Regions from separate parts of the Mus musculus genome. Here region 1 is linked to region 2. A link is a loop called in an ENCODE intact Hi-C map of the cell type or tissue named here. Cell type or tissue: heart. All regions are shown on one strand. Links, peaks and the distances in the headings refer to the core of each region. The heading gives the core; the rest is flanking DNA.

Evidence for each region. Peaks named below come from ENCODE experiments on the same cell type or tissue, not always from the same donor. Only the 100,000 strongest peaks of a DNase experiment are listed, where the experiment ranks them.
Region 1: it touches region 2 in a loop (4-fold over the local background); 12 of 42 quality-filtered maps call a loop at or near these places.

What each region holds. Positions count from the first base shown.
Region 1 is chr14:64,991,235-64,999,565 of GRCm38, reverse strand. Ints9 (integrator complex subunit 9) reads right to left here. Exons shown (of 17, transcript NM_153414.5): 5 at 6,453-6,592; 6 at 4,498-4,584. Among named protein-coding and RNA genes, the nearest start is that of Ints9, 45 kb to the right of the region's middle. In heart, for the core only: a CTCF peak has its summit at 4,514 (motif pointing right); no DNase peak of the experiment used is centred there.
Region 2 is chr14:64,760,716-64,769,046 of GRCm38, reverse strand. It overlaps Kif13b (kinesin family member 13B), which reads right to left. Exons shown (of 40, transcript NM_001081177.2): 24 at 8,246-8,331; 25 at 3,898-4,044; 26 at 3,307-3,336; 27 at 1,594-1,693; 28 at 1,308-1,434; 29 at 572-627. Among named protein-coding and RNA genes, the nearest start is that of Gm26225, 11 kb to the right of the region's middle. In heart, for the core only: a CTCF peak has its summit at 4,140; no DNase peak of the experiment used is centred there; H3K27ac peaks cover 283 bases.

The sequences.
Region 1 (8,331 bases), core at 133-8,132, 230 kb before region 2:
CTTATAATGACTATTAATTATGACTAAGGATTCTAACCTTATAAACATTTATATTAAAAATACCAGATATCAGAGTAGTTTCTTTTGAGGAATATTTTGCTTTAAAAATTCTCATTAAAAAATCTAAGGGGAATCTGAGAAAATTCTATTGCATGGGGTTTCCTTCCCTCCCAACTGCATCTTCTACACTATAGCAAACTGTAGTGCCAAAATGAAGACGGATGGTTGATGTCTTCTACATAAATTTTAGGGACATGTCAACTAAGGCAAGAAGCCGCACAACTGTCAAAAGCAAGAGTAATAGGATTCTTGAATATACATCCTAATAATAAATCAAATGTTAATTCAAACCAACTCCAAATGATTTAAGAGAATTTGTCAGATTTTTTTTGACCAATGAGCTTGAAGATGTTTAATTTATTGTTTTCTTTACTTGATGGCTTTATTACTAACTCAAGCTACTTAGGTGCATTAATTTCAGGCACTTGACCAAGATCTATTTTGAGAATCCCTATGTAGTTGGAAGTAAAATCTTCAATCCGACTCCCAGTGATTTGCTTGAATCACACAGGACTTTACTTTGACGTGTAAGTCAGCACTTTAAAATACATTTAAAAAACCCACTCATAAGCAGCCAGATTTGAGCTTCTTATTAAAAAAAAAAAAAAAAAGCAAACCAAAACTGAAAGAAAAAAGGGCAACAGTTCACATTCCTAACCAGCCAAGACACACTCAGTGCGCTTCAGCTGCTCCAATACAGGAGTGTGATAACTAGTCCCGGCCTCATCTCATGCCTCTATCCCAGGAAAGTCATGGATTGCATCACCTGGGCAAACATGGTATATGAGAGGAACCTAAAATAACAGGCATCCTTCAGGACCAGCTCCTTCAGCTGACCGAATGAAGCACTCCTAGAACCTAGCCAAGGCATAGCTCTAGAGCTCTGATGCTGGATGCCAGTTAAATAGGGAACTTTGGAAAAAAAATTCTAGTTCTTTTTCTAAAACCTATTTCCCCCCCCTGGGGTATAACAGCATGCTGCCCTCCTGTGTGCTCACACAGATGTGCTTACCATGTGTGGGAGGTAGAACCACAGATTGATACCAGATGTCCTCTATTATTTTCTACCTTGTTTTGGGGACAAAAATCTCACTGAACCTGGAGCTTGCTGTGTAGGCTGGACTTGCAGGCCCCCAGCTCCTGGGATCTGCCTGTCCCTGCCTCCCTTTCCTGCAGCAACGGAACACAGATAGACACCGAGTGCTGAGGTGAGAAACCATCCTTAAGGAACCATCACCAGCCTCAATGAGTGCTTCCATCTTAAAGCCAATCCTAATATTTGTGCTGAGTTTATTCAGGATAGAAAGAAAACAAAGCTGGGGCTTTTGTTTTATCACTTCTGCATAAGTAGACTATTCCCTTTGCCATCGATAACTAAGGTCCATCATGTGTCTCAAAGCCAAAATGAAAGTCCTGGTCAGGGCCAGAAGGCACACATTTATCTCCAGCAGTGTACTGTATCTCTGCTCCTCTTCCATGATACCCTTTCCTTTCTAGCCTTTACCCACCAGTGGTGAGCCACACTAACTCAAGAGATTTGCTGAGCATCTCATGACTAATGCCCAGGCCCCTGACATTATGCTTGCTTCTCTCAAGCGCCATTCACACTCTTCCTAATACACAGTGACATTACTCTGGGAGCCAGTTATTTTGTTATGTTTTAAAAAGAATGGGTAAGCAAGGGGAAAAAATGCCTCTTTTTGTGCTCAAGGTCACAGAAGAGGCAAATTAAGATTCAGAACTTCCTAAGACTTGGCCCAGGACTTGGGAAATCAGGAACACTGACCTTTGAATGCTGCTTCTGATGTGCCAAAACTATTTGCAGCTGAGTACATAAGAACATAAATAAACAAGAGGAAATACGTAAGGGAGGCCAAGGCATATGTGGTCTACTACAGGGAAAGAAAATACAGCCCCAAGACTCTTTTAAGGAGGCAGGTTGTCAGGACCTGGGGTCCCATGTGGTCCAGTGTGCTCGGGCAGAGAGTGGCACAGGAAGGGCTGAGAAAAAGGCAGCTGAGACTGTAAATGCCACACAAAGAGGGCAGTACCACTGTTGGAGAGTGGCCAGATTCAAGGAAGCCACTCAAACAGAGACAGGACACCTTGGGTATGGCACACCTAGATGATTCGGAGACACCTGCACACCATCCTACCAACCAAGGAGACGCCCAGAAGATCCCTGCAAGACAGGAAAAAGGGGCACAGAACACCTACTTCCATTCCCACCACATAAGGGGGGCTGCAGGATATGCCCTCAAAGACTGACTGAGCAGAGGGTGGAAGTGTGGACTCTGTAGCCTGAAATCACCTAAAAAGTCAGAACCTGTCGCTCACCATCAGATGACCCTGGGGAGTTACCAACCCTCTCTGTGGCACTTCTCTCCTGTAAACTCAATAATGCCACTGCTCATCTCATCAAAGCGTCAGTTCCTGCTGTAGGAACACATTTAGAGCAATGTCTGGCAGAAAAAGCCATCCATAGGTTAAGTAAGCAGTGTGTACAAGGAACACATAGAGGAGACGTGTGCCTAAACTCTGGAACACAAAAACGTGATAGCCCACATACATTTACAGGAAGACTGGTAAAATCTAAGACACTGACATTCCGAGGCCTGGTTGACTGCTATTATCATCATCATTATTATCAGCTGGGGACAAGGAAGCGATGGGCAGGACAGCTGGAGAAAGGGGCGGGATCAGGAATTCTCAGGAAGTCTAATGCAGTTTGACCCCCAGGCTCTCCATGCTAAGAGCAGAAGATGGGACCAGGGGTGAAGGCAGCCGTTGCTGGGGTTAGACACGACAGGTCAAGCTGACCGGTGTCCTCTACCGCAGGGCAGGTAAGAGTGCGTGGGTGTGGGATCAAGCCACCTCCATGCTCCTTCCATGGTATTTATCCTTTACCTTACCTCCACAGCCCAGTCTCTTGGTCCTTGCATGACACTCTACCTAAACTCTGGGGATGGTCACTAATCTCCCACTTTCCACATCCAAGGGCCTCATCTCCATTTTACTTGCTAGTTTCCTTAGTTATCTTTTGTTTGCATCTGGTTTCTAGCGCACAGCTCTTACATGGACTTAGAACTAGCTTATGCAGTCTAGGCTGACACAGCTTTTGGTCTTTCTGCCTCCCATTCCAGAGTGCTAGGATTACAGGCACATGTCACCACCCACAAGCCTGTGTTTTTGGAACCTTCCTATGTCCTGGCTCCCACTCGCCTTCCTCGTTACTACTTTGCAGCTCCCTTTATGCTTACCGATCCCTTTAACCCCACTCAGGCACCTCCCTGGAGCTGCAGTCTTCTTCAAGCTCACTTGCTTCCGCCTTAGTTCAGACCTTTGTCTTCTGGGTCTGACATGGCCCCCTGCTGGTCTCCCTGTCTCCATCTCTGCAGGCCTCACAACTCCCATGTTGCTTCCAGAGTTCCTTTCTTCCAAACCAAATGTGGTCATGTCATTCTCTTTACAGGCCTCCCTACTAATGACCTGCACACACTCAATGGTGCAAGCCTCAACCTCCCCTGTAGGAGACTGTATAACCTCATTCCAACCTGCCCTCCCTGCTTCCCTTCCCTACCCACCTATCAACACTGAATTTCTCACCATCCCATGACATGAAACCAGATACCTCTTCAACACAACTGTTGTGTGTGTGTGTGTGTGTGTGCGTGCATGCATGTGAGTGGTAGTGGTATGTGAACATGCATGTGTTTACTTGTGTGGAGACCCAAATCTGAAGCCACCAGTTCTGCCCAGTCTAGCCAGCGAGCTCCAAGGAGTCCATTTCTGCCTGTCACGTGCTGGGCTTGCTTGCTCACTCTTATGTGGGTTCTGGGGATTGAACTCTGATTCTCATGAATGAGGAGAAAATGCTTTATCCATCCAGTTACCTCTCCAGCCCCCGGCTTTTATGTAAGGAAATCTTTTCTTCGAGTTGATTCACATCATCTAAGAAATGTCCTCCTCAGCTTCCTTAAACAGCAAACATTATTTATTAAAAAAAAGATTTATTTATTGTGTGTATGTGATGTATGTACTTGGGTAAGTATGTGACAAGGCACATGTCAGAGGCCAATCTGTGAGGTGTGGATCTTTCCTACCACGTGGGACTTGGGGATCAAATTCAGGTCTACAGGCTTGGTGGCAAGCCCCTTTACCCACAGAGCCCTCTTGCCATCCCTAGCTCTTTACCTTCTGAGTGTCAACCACACTGTGGTGAGGACTCTTTAGACAGTCCTGGCAAGCCCTGAGTGACCTGGACCATTAGACCCCGGCCCTCCGTGGAGCCAGGTGCTCCCAAAGCTGCACAGCCCGCATGGGGCCTGAGTGTGAATTAAAGAAAGCCCTTCCACCTTCCACTCTAACCAGGTCTGTGCTGGAGTACAAAGGAGACTTGAGAAGCTCTGGAGCCAACAAGGAGAGGGCTGTTCTCACCGCTGTATATCCTTATTCTTCCACAAGGAGGCAGACTGGGCCTTTGGCACTCTTTCGATGAAATTCACCAGCTCTTCCATGAGAAGCCTGAGTTTAAACAAAGCATAAAGAACACTGAAGAACAATTTGCTGCAAACACTACAGCCGGGAATGGTGGATTTGCCCCCTTTTCACTAGCCTGTCTCATGAGATAGGCGTTTCAACTGATGTAAGAAGCTGACACATAGTTTGGGAATCAAAAATGCTCCAGTTAGAGCCGTGGTTCTCAACTTGTGGGTCTTGACCTGTTTGGGGACGGGAGAGGGGGCATGAGAATGACCCCTTCACAGAGGTCATACATCAGCTAGCCTACATGTCATATATTTACATTACAACTCATAACAGTAGCAAAATTACAGTTATATTAAGTAGCAACAAAAATAACTTTAGGGCTGGGGGGGTGTCACCACAACGTGAGGATCTGTATTAAAAGATTGCAGCATTAGGAAGGTTGAGAACCACTAGCATAGAGGGAGACATCAAGAACTAATTTGAAAGCTGCCCAAAAGATCTGCAGTGAGACAGACCTCTGCCATTCTGAGATGGAATACCCAAATACAGCTAAGGGAGCCCAAGGAGCACTGTACTCAGCTGGCTCACGGCTACACAGACATTGACAGCACCCTGAAAACTAGATGATAATCAAACAGCTAGAAGTAGAGCCAGACCTGGCAGCTCATCTCTGTAATCTTACCACTTGGGAGGCTGAGGCAGGAAGATTGCCATGAGTTCTAGAGTAGCCTAGGCTACATAGTGAGTTCTAGGCTAGCCTGGGTTTCAGAATGAGACTGTCCTCCAAAAAAACAATATATCCACCTTCCTACCCACCTAGAAATACATTTTCAATATCTGAATCCAGTTCATGCTAATACAGAACACAGGGTAATATCCTCTCTGTATCAATTTAGAGACAACAGCAACAAGTAAGTTTACTGGCAAACCCAAACACGTACACTTCACATCCATCTGTTTCCCTAACTACTGTCTCCTTCTCGAGGCAGCAGTCCTGGCTCCAGCACCCCAAGATTTGAGGCCCAGGTTCATGCTCCTTGATTGCCATTGTTTGCAGACTACGGGACTTGTAATGCTTTCTCTCAACCAGGCTGCTGTCTTGTTTTCCTATAATGGCAATTTCGGGTCCCTGGAATCCCTTCCTGTTTTTGTATAAGCTGTAGGTCACGTTTTCACACTAAAGGTTCTGTTTTATTTCTAATCACTAGCTCATCTTGTTGGGTATCTGTAAGACACTAGAGTACAATCTAACAGTTTATAGTACAATCAACCCTGTATATTGGATCCTGAAAGCTTTACCTTATACTGTTATTTCAAAGCAATACATTATGTGTGGATTTTTTTTCTTCAGTAATAATTTTCTTTCTAGGTTTTTTTCCTTTCCTTTTCTCTAAGTAACTGATTCTATGGTAATGTATACCATCCGCCTACACTGTAAAGGCTTAGCTGGGGTAAGAAGAAAGGACAACCTTCTTGGTTGACTGAAGACTGTAATTTTTGATTACTCTTCTTCCCTTGTTTTCTACAAGTTTCTATTTATAGTCCTCAGCAAATCATGAAAAAAAGGGGATCTTTCCAAAGCAAAGTAATAAAGTTTTTTCTTTTTCTTCTTCACTTAAATAAGCAAAGTTCTGTTGCTCTGACACTTTCTGCTCTGGATCTTTGTGGCATCTTCCTAAGCCTCTGACCTCTTCAGTACCATTTACAGAGGAGCTGCCTATGAACAGCTATGCTGAAAGAAAGACCCAGACACTACCAGGGGTACCCATCTCTAGGCATCTCCGGTGAGCATTCCTGTGTCTAGAGAGTGGCATACTCATCTTTGTCCTGGGAAATAAATTACACATTTCTGGTATCACACCCCACAGTGGCCACAGAAGGAGCTTGGCAGCCACACCTCTCACCTGCCGATCTGCATGGTGGGTTCTGTGGCATACACTGTGCCTGTGAATCCTGTGTGCTCGGTGATGTAGGGCAGCGCCATCATGCAGTGGTAGTTAGAGATGAGGATCACATCGACTGTAGACAGGTCTATTAGCTCGGTCTGGAGAGAAAGGGAGGGTGATGTGCGTCTGTGCCAGGGCACATAGAGCAGCAGGACGGGACTGACAAATGATGCTGTCAGAATGTAGAGTAGTAGCTCTGCTTCTTCAGAATAATGAGGCCTTTCCCGCAACACCACCCCTCTCTCACCGTGGATGTGTCCTAATACTGACAGCTGACAGCTGGGCAAAACGGCTAGCCGCGAGAACACGGCCAGCTTACCAGGATCACTCTGCTCTATACATTTAGCAAACTGGTCTTCAAAAGGCAAATAGAGAGACAACTACTTTTACTTTCTTTTTTGTTTTAAGTTTTTGACTTTTCATTGTCTGGCTACCATACTCCTGAGATAGGTAACGAGAAAGAGAATTGCAGTGACTTCTTCGAACTCTACAGGGGTTTTTATGATCCCGCTTCTCTGCCTTACCACCTAACAAGCCTTGGCATACTAGTGGGGGATGGGAGGTGGACTCAAGCATAGACTGTAGGCATAGCTAGAAACTGCAGCTCACAGCCAGCAACTCTCCTGCACAGAGGAGCTAACCCTTAACCATGTGATATACAGAGATTAAGCATAGCTGGGTCACAAGAGTGTGTAAGGTAGAGTGGCTTGTGTAGCTGTTAGTCCTGCTCAGAAGTAACAAAGATATCGATGACATAAGCAAACAATAAGCAGTGTGGATATCTACCTGGGGTGTGGGTATTTTCTGGCTGAGTGACTTAGCATACAAATAATTTAATAAGTCTGCCAGTATTGCCAGCATGTGAGTAAAGGACACTAGTGCCTCACTGCTAGAACAGTGGCATCTATGCTGTTGTGTAGGGAATTTCCTCTTAGACTAAATATTCCTTCTCAGATGAGATGCAGAGGGCTGTCAGGGACTGGAAACATTCCATTCTGCAGGGGAGTTCATTAAAATTCAGGAAGCAAACAACACAAGGCTTAAGGAAGTCCCTGAAACTGACCTGATTTACTAGGCTCCTCCTTCCCCAAGCTTATAAACAGGAAGGACACTACTGAGGACACTTTCAGATTAGCAGAATTGTCTGAAAGATGCTCAGGCAAACTGAGTTTTCTCAAAGATACACTCCGGGACTTGTCCAGTTACCTGTAGGTTGTGCAATACATTCCAGGTTTCTATCATTGGTGAGCCACCATCCATGTTGTGGTGGGAATTTGGTAATGTGTCATTGAGTCATTTCTGTCCTGCACATAACCCCTCACCAATGTTCCTTCAAATATGACCAGTAAAACTCATTGGTTTACCAAGATGGACTGTTGTGGCATTCTTACATTGGTTTATTATTGGTTCCCTCTCTGGGGAGAGTTCTTTCCATGGCATATGGAAAGAACAAACCTAACATCAATATCCCACATCTATTAGCCTTAACACCGCATTTTGCCCTGTGCTTGCAAGACATCATGCCCTCAAGATGGAGGTGGTTGTACTCTCTGCTGCCTTTGGAACCACTTTTAAATAAGGAAATTCAGACGGAGTAGCAGAGGGACAAATGCAATGGCAGTTAAAGCAACACTGAAGCTCACATGTAAGGACATGAGAGGCAGCCTAAGTGTCCTCTTTAAAATATAACAATCAGCCCCAGAGCCTAGAATCACAGAAAAATCTGCTGAAGAAAGTCAGAAGAAAAAAAATTAATTCATGTACATTAATTATGTAATCATGGTAAATGATTACATAAACATTTCCCCTAAATAATTTAATATTTAAGCCCAATGCA
Region 2 (8,331 bases), core at 84-8,083:
ACTGGTGGAATGGCTGTGCGGGGGCTGGGGAAAACAACAGTTATGTAAAAAGAAAAATAAGCAAGTAAGGTTAAGTTCACAGGAACTCACAAAAAGGCTGAGAAAGTCGTTAAATAATGCTAAGAAAACAGTATCCCTAGTTGTTGGTCCTTTCCAGATAGACATTTTCTTCAGAGCACTGAAGTCGAACATAGATCAGTGTGGACAAATCCCCTAAGTGGGTAGGGAAATAAAGCTCACTCAGAGAAGCAGGAAGCCACAGGGAGATGTGAGCACCACAGCCAGAGCTGCTGGGCTGGGCTGCAGCTCACTGGAGCACACTTGTCTAGCATGCATAAGGCTCAAAGGATGGAAAGAGATGGACAGAAATGGGAGAAAAGGTGGGGGCTGCACACCACAGCAAGACTGATACTGAGATTTACAGCCCTTGTCCAGCATCAGAACACCACACACAGAGCACTGAGCCTATATCAGGGTGACTACACCCCGAAACATGATTGGCTAGATGTATAAAGGATTACCCTGTCACTGTGTTGTCAAGGTAAGCCTCTGGAAGCCACCTCTAACTTACCATTTAAGTCAAGAAATATAACAGGAATGTGGGTCTCCATCCCAGGCACTGGGGTCCTAAAACATGAAGAACAGGTTATATACAGTACCTGAGACACAGCAGTCCCTCAGGATCACATGTACCCTTGGGGACAATGGCCTGAGCAATGATGTCCCTCTAAGACAGTGTGACGAGGCTCGTGATTGACTGCAGGAGCCGTCCAGTGCTGGGGCATAGGAGCTCACTCTCACAGACTCACCACTTCACCAGCAGCCCGTCTAAAGCTTGCTTTCTTGACAAATGACATACTTAAGGGATCCTTGTGGCTTCTTGCTTTGCTATCTTTAATTCCAGTCAAGTGTCAGAGAACATTTGCTGACAGCACAGCTTAAGCACCAAAACCAAAAACTGGTTGAGATGCAGTTTTCTAACTGCATAATGACCTAACATTCTTTTAAGGGAACAAATGATCCAAGTAATTAACATATTAACTATTTTTTAATGCTAAGTGCAGTGGTACTAAATATTGATTTAAGTTCTCAGAAATCCTAATTACCTTGGCCAATAACAATATTATTTAATAAAAGTTTCAAGCCATAGTCATATCCAACTCATGAAAATAATTTAACAGTCTTTCAATATCTCAGTTCTCATTATGAACAATCCATTCATTAACAACATCACTGCAAAATACAAGTGGGAATCGAGGTGCCTGGTCATCCCTGAAGCTTTCAGAAGACACACTGTAGGACCTTACCATTCTGCAGGGGCCCCTGGAATGCCACTCCCAGCAGAAGGCACCATCACTGCATTTCTTTCCTCTGTGAGCGTCAGCCGCATCTCCAGGAGCTGTGCCTCTCGGTCAGCATCATCCTCAGTTTTGTCTAGAAGAGCAGAGTTAGGGTTAGGTCTAGCAATTCTGCTTGCTGTTCCCACATTTAGACAGATTTAGTGCAGGGCAGGGAGTACTGTGTGAGTATATGTGCATGCAGCAGAGGGAGGGAGGAATGGGGGAGAGGGAAATGTCCAACTTTTCTTCCTACCATGTTTACTGACAAGCTTCTGCAGTTGTTGATCCAAGTATTCTTGACGTTTGGTTAATGCATTGAGCCATTTTCTACGAAGCCGCTCTAAATCCCTATCCTGAAAGAAAATAGAAGAAGCCACACTCAATGCAATATCCAGGCCACACGCTTAAACTAGACACTCCCCAAATTAACTTTGCTCTCCTAACTCCAAGACATAAGCAGCACGCAACAACTATTTTTTTTCCCTTCTTTTCTTTTTCAAAGACAATGTCTCATAAAACCTAGACTGGCCTGGAACTCATCCACTATGGAGCTAAAGATGAAGTCAACCTGATGAGTCTCTGTTCCCACCTAAGAGTGCTGGATGACCACAGGCTTCTGTCACCATGCCCAGAATAATCGGGACATGAAAACTGAATGCAAGGCAAGCAGTCTACCACCTGAGCTTCGGGCCAGCCCAGCACGAACGGCCAACAAGTGACTCTACCTACAATTCAGATCACCACTCCCAGAGCAGGAAGCATTAGTGGACTCTAGAGTGGACAGGCCTTTAGGAATTGGTTCTCTTTGTACTTGCTTAACTCCACCCATGAGAAACAACATCTTCTGTGAGGCTGCCTGGCTGGACTAGAAACACAAACTGTACTTAACAAGCTTCAAATGTTCACTCCTCAGAACTACCAGAAAGAAGCTTTCAAGTGTCTAGCCACCTCCAATAGCACATGCGTCTACTCCTTGGGCATATTTGGGAGGTAGCAGTGGGCAAGACAACAGGGGTGGTTACTGACAGACTGAACCCCACCAGTCAGCACCTGCCAGCACGCCAGTCTGACTTCACTTCCTTTAGTAACATGGTTAGGGGCTGGTGGTTCAGAGGAATGCTGCAGATGTCAGTGTCTGGATTTCAACAGCACATTTAACCAAATAGCCTATGACATTCCTGTGGACAAGATGGAGAAAACGTGCTGTGCATCTCCTCTAAGTGCAATCACAGGGACCTCAAATACCACATCCAGAAAGCAGTGATGAATGGGATAATGTCTGTTTAAAAGAAGGCTCCATTCTCTTAGTTCATACTCTGAGTTCAACCCAGCTGATATGGTGAGGTTTTTCTCTTGCCTTTTTTTCTTTTAATCAGTGACTTATAGGAAAGCAGACATTTCTATCAAATTAGGATGATGCAAAGCCAGGAGAGTGACTACAGCAGATGACATAATCAGGCTCCAAAGAGCCTGGGCAGTTCTAAATGATGACAACAAGATGCAACTTCACAGACATAAACAAAATCTGGCACATTAGGAAAAGAAACGACAGAGAAACAAAACCTCCAAAACTAATGGACAGCTCAAGGAAGGGGGCATTCAGGGTGACCTAGTCTCACACATGTAAGACGCAGAAATAGATGTGCACGTGCATGTGCGCGCACACACCCATATATTCCCTAAGCCCATGGGTGACTCAGCTCAAGGGAATCCCAGGCAAGGTAGCTGGGAGGTGGCTTTGTAAATAGGCCAATGCAGTGTCCCTGATTAAGAAAGGACTTTGTCACAGGGTGTCCTAATCCTAGCCCATGAACCCCTACAATACACAGCCTTTCCATACTTTGTTTGACTTTTTGGGAAAAGCAGAATTGTTTAATTATCAAGTAGCAGTGCAGAAAGATCCTGGCCTGTGTAATTAAGTACTTGAATCAAGCTGATTTGATGAGGCCAACAGGTGCTCAATTACCTGGTAGCTGTCCATGTCCTCCTCTTCCTCCTAAAAGAAAACAACGTATTATGTAGAACCAAAACAATTATTTACCCCCACATCAGGCCTCCAACCACAACCACTATGTTCTCCCCCAGTTCCTGTCTTCTTGTCTAATTGATACATCACACCTTGGCCTCCCACCCAGCCTTACCAGCCATCCCATGTCGAAGCTGGTAAGACTTGGAGCTTCTAGGGGGGAGTGAAGAGGCTCCCCTGACCTTTTCAGACTCAGTACAATGATCTCCCTGCTGGGCTTACCACCCCCTACTCCAGGGGAAATCAAACACCCGCTGGCAAAGAGTCTTTACCAGCCAGTGGGGGTTCTTTAGAGGGGTGGGCCATGGGAGGAAGTTAATCACTGCTAGGCTTGGTGGTTTGCCAGGCTGAGAGGTTTTAACTCTCAGTTCACCACACAACAGGACAAAGCATAGTAACAGCCTAGTACAGGTGCTCTTGTCAAGACAGTGCACTGAAGGAGACACCAATGGTGGGGCAGGGGTGGCAGTCTCAAACGATTCTGCTCTGCTGTTGCCTTTCAAAAAGCACAGAGCAGGCCCAGAAACTTACATGGACATTCTCGTGGATCTTAGGGGACCGGAGTGGCCTAACTTTCACACACCCAATGCCAACTGACAATATGCACTCTTCCATCAGTGGTAAAGTTCCTGACTCCTGCACAGACTTCACTTCAACTTGAACTCGCCGAGACTGCCCCTGCAGCACAGAGATTTGGGAACATATACACAAACACACACAAAATCAGCTTCATGAGTTTCAAAACTCTGGTTTAGAGAGACCCCTATAGGCTGATATAGAAAAATGCAATTGGCTTTCATCTACCTCATAACTGTTAAGTACTAAAGCATACATTCTAACCTAGTCAGGAAAATGAATTTTCTTTCAAATAGACAGAAAATCAAAATGAGCATATTTTTCTATAATTCCTAAATAACTAGAAACTAAAAGAAAATTATTTTAATGAACAATAGGGGCTTGCTATATAGCTTTGCTATGTAGCTATGTAGCTCTGGCCTACCTACACTGGCCTAATTTTGAATTCAAGGCAATCCTCCTGGCTCAGCCTGGAAAATTCTGGTGCTGGTATGTGACAAAACACCAGGTAAATGAAAACTTACAAGCAAAGGAAATGCAAACAGTGTCTAATAAAAAGTGTTGAACTGAGCCAGGTGTGGTGGTTCACACTGTAACTTTAGTACTCCAGAAATTGGCAGGGAGATCTCCATGCTTGAGGTTATCCTGGGCTGCATAGAGTTCTGGGGCTACCTAATGAGACCTAGACTGAAAAAGGGCAACTTCCAGACAAGGCAACCATGAGAGCTTTTATTTCAACCTACTAAGTGAGAAGTTACTTCCAACAGAGATCATGGTTATGAAACAAATAATGTCAATCCTGTGGGACAGGGATTTAAACTGGCCAAGCTTGGTCAAGGGCTAAACTGTAAGTCACCTTTGCCCCAGCAACTGGACAATCAAGTACATGGATAAGTACTCTGAAGTGCCATGAAGAACAAGGTAGTAGACCTATATGGAATGTGAACAACTGTTTAAAGTGTGATGTCCTATAGCTGTCACTAAGCAACTGGTGCAGAAAAACACTTGCAGCCTACATATGTTAAAGCACAGGGTACCAAAGTTGGGATTCAGTCTTATTTTAAAGATAAGAACTGCCAGGCAGTAGTGATGCACACCTTTCATCCCATCCCTAGGGAGGCAGAGACAGGCAAATTTCTGTGCATTCTAGGCCAGCCTGATCTACAGAGCAAGTCCAGATCAGCCAGGGATACAAAGAGAAACCCTATCCTGAAACAATCAATCAATCAATCAATCAATCAATCAATACAAACAAATAACAAAAAAGATAAGAACTGACCTGTATACAATGCCCTTTTCACAGAATTAAAGAAATCAAGCTGCAAATGTGATCAGAACTGACCCTGCTTGGGTGTCCAGAACAAGCCCTGTGACTCCGCACACTTAGGCAGACACTGGGAAGGGTTCCTGGTATCCCCAAGCATGGTAGGAACAGAGAAGAGCATCTAAGCAACAGAACTTAAACATCCAATTTTAAGTCAATTACTTTTCCTCTCATCTAGAAATTAAGCTCCCAAGAGTTTTGCACAGCCAGGAACATCCACTCAAGCAGCCACAGGCTCGGACTAACAACATCTGATGGACAGTCACTGATCTGAACATTTCCAAGGAGTATGCATCTGATATTTTATGGGAAAAGTCACTCAGTAAACATGTTTTATTTCATTGTTATTATTATTACCCTTGTGTGTGTGCATATGAGGGTGAACATGCCATGGTCCACACTGCAGGTCAGATGACAACTTTACAGTCACTTCTCACCTTTCATCTTCACTAGGGTCCCAGAGACTGAATGTGGGTCTTCAGGCTTATGTGGCAAGCACCTTTACCCACTTTATTAAGTCTAAGGCCACTTCATCATTTCAGGTAGCTGCCTTCTGTCTCTTTAGCCTATCCTGAATATTTGAAACATAATATGGAAGACAGAGGAAGGCTTACTGTCTCAGAGAACACATTGGGACATTCTCTCAGCCACTACTCTGAATCCCATTCCTGCTATTGTGGTCCCCTCTGTTCCTGCAGCATCTCACCATGGTTACAAACATCCCTTACCCTGCTTCTGTGACAGCCTCTATCATCTCACTTCCCTCCTACAAGGGCCTTCGCTCAAGCAGAGCCCCACCTTGAGTCCTTACGCTGTCACCTGAGAGAGGAACCCTTTACCAAGCTGGAGTGTCTTTCTCAGCACTGAGGTGAGGATGCTCGTCCTTCGCTGAAGCCTTCCTGGCATCTCTGGACACTCTCCGTCAAGGGTCTGAGGTACAACTGACACTGACACATCCAGCTGACAGTAAGCTTCAGAAAAGGCACCGAGCCTGGCTTCCTAAGATGACTTCCTAAGGCCGCCAAGGAAAACGCCTAGGGAAAGATCTTCACCCTCAGAAATTCGTCTGTGTCTCCCTACAGTGCCATGTCTCTGCATAATACTGTAGCTGAGAATCCTTCCCTTTTGCTCTAAGTCTCTCACCTGTGGATGAAGGCATCAGAAGAAACTCATTTGCTTCCACCTTCTACATTAATCTGAAATTTAAATATTTAAGTGGACACTCTTTCCTTCAGCCATTCATGTTTTTCTCTGAATGCTTTTAACATTCATTTCGAAAGCAATTCTAATAATATGGGTTTTTAAAGATTTATTCTTTTTGTTTATGTGTGTGTGTGTGCCTTTGTGAATAGATGTCATGATGGAGGGCCCACAGACAGCCTAGGGATGGAGTTACTAGTGATTGGGAGCCATGTGACCTGGGCGCTGGGAATCAAACTTGAGAGCTGGCAGAGAAGAAAGTATTCTTAATCACTGAGCCATCTCTCCAGCCCCCTAGTGTTATATCTTAAAGTATGAAAACGCTAGAGAACAGCCTACTAGATTTTTGAAATGAGGCACAGTGTCGTAAAAAGAATACTTCCAATTATGTGTACCGATTACTCTGAGGTTTTCCACTGTCTATGATATGTGACATGAAAGCAGAAGAGAAGACGGTTTGGGAAAAGGAAGGATCAGCAAGAGGAGGGTATGTGGACATACACAGAAAACCTTCACAGTGAAGACTGAACAGATTAATTACATATGGAGACCTGCCCTGTCACTGTTGGTCAGCAGCACAGACTGACAGATGGCCACTCACCTGGGCGATCAGTGAGGGATCCATAGTCTACATTGCATGGACTCAGCCACACACACTCCTGCCATGTGTCAAGCACAGGGCTATAATTATACAACACTCTCCTAATTCTCATGCAAACCCACAACACTGGTGCTAACCCCTTCTCCGTGTTCCAGGTGAAGGAGCTCACAAGTACACTGCTAGGCCCCTGGAGGGCCAGCAGTGAGCCGGCAGTCCTCCCCTGCATATTCAGTGCTCTCTCTCTGTGCAGCTTTGAACTCATGTTCATGAGCACATGAAGCTGCCTGGTATGTCTGCCTTAAGTCCCACTCCTCAATACTAAGTTTTCCTGGAACACTTCTCGTTTTCAACCCAACAAGAAGGCTCAGCCAGTAAAGGTGCTTGCTTCAAGCCTAATGACCCGAGTTCAACTGTCAAGGCCCAAACAGCAGAGAGAACTCACTTTTCCAAGTTATCCTCTGACTTGCACTGCATCCTGTGGCATACAAACTCACACATATACAGACATATACAAAATAATAAAAATATTTTTCAAAAGGCTTATTTTTAACCCTTTTAGAAACTACTTTTAAAACATCATTAAGTAGTGAGACTTTTAACAATAGAAGAAAATGCCTATGACATAAGAGAATATTTTTATATAAAAAAATGGGATTGAAAATGAAAACCCAGGGAGATGGCTACATAAAGGACCTTTCCACTATCACCTAACACCCTGATTTCAAACCCCAGGACTATATGTTGAAGGAAAAGAGAAAACCAAGTCTCACAAGTTGTCCTCTGACTTCTACATGTGCACAGTGGCATTACCTATCCACAAACATACACAATAGATAAACAAATGCCAATACATTTAACTATTTCAGAGAAATGGGCTTGACCATCATCATTATTATTAAAAGTTCTGTTCAGGGGCTGGAGAGATGGCTCATCGGTTAAGAGCATTGACTGCTCTTCTAAAGGTCCTGAGTTCAATTCCCAGCAACCACATGGTGGCTCACAACTATCTATGATGGGATCTGATGCCCTCTTCTGGTGTGACTGAAGACAGCCACAGTGTACTCATATACATAAAATAAATAAATAAAAAAGTCTTTTTTAAAAAAGTTCTGTTCAAAAGAATCCACTATAAGCCATCGAGTGTCGAGGAATTTACTATGATGTCACAATGCTGGTACCTGTCGGAGCTGGAAGATCCCTCCTGTGGGGACATCTTTTGCAGCAATTACTTCCACCGGACAGTAATCACCATTCTCATTCTGTT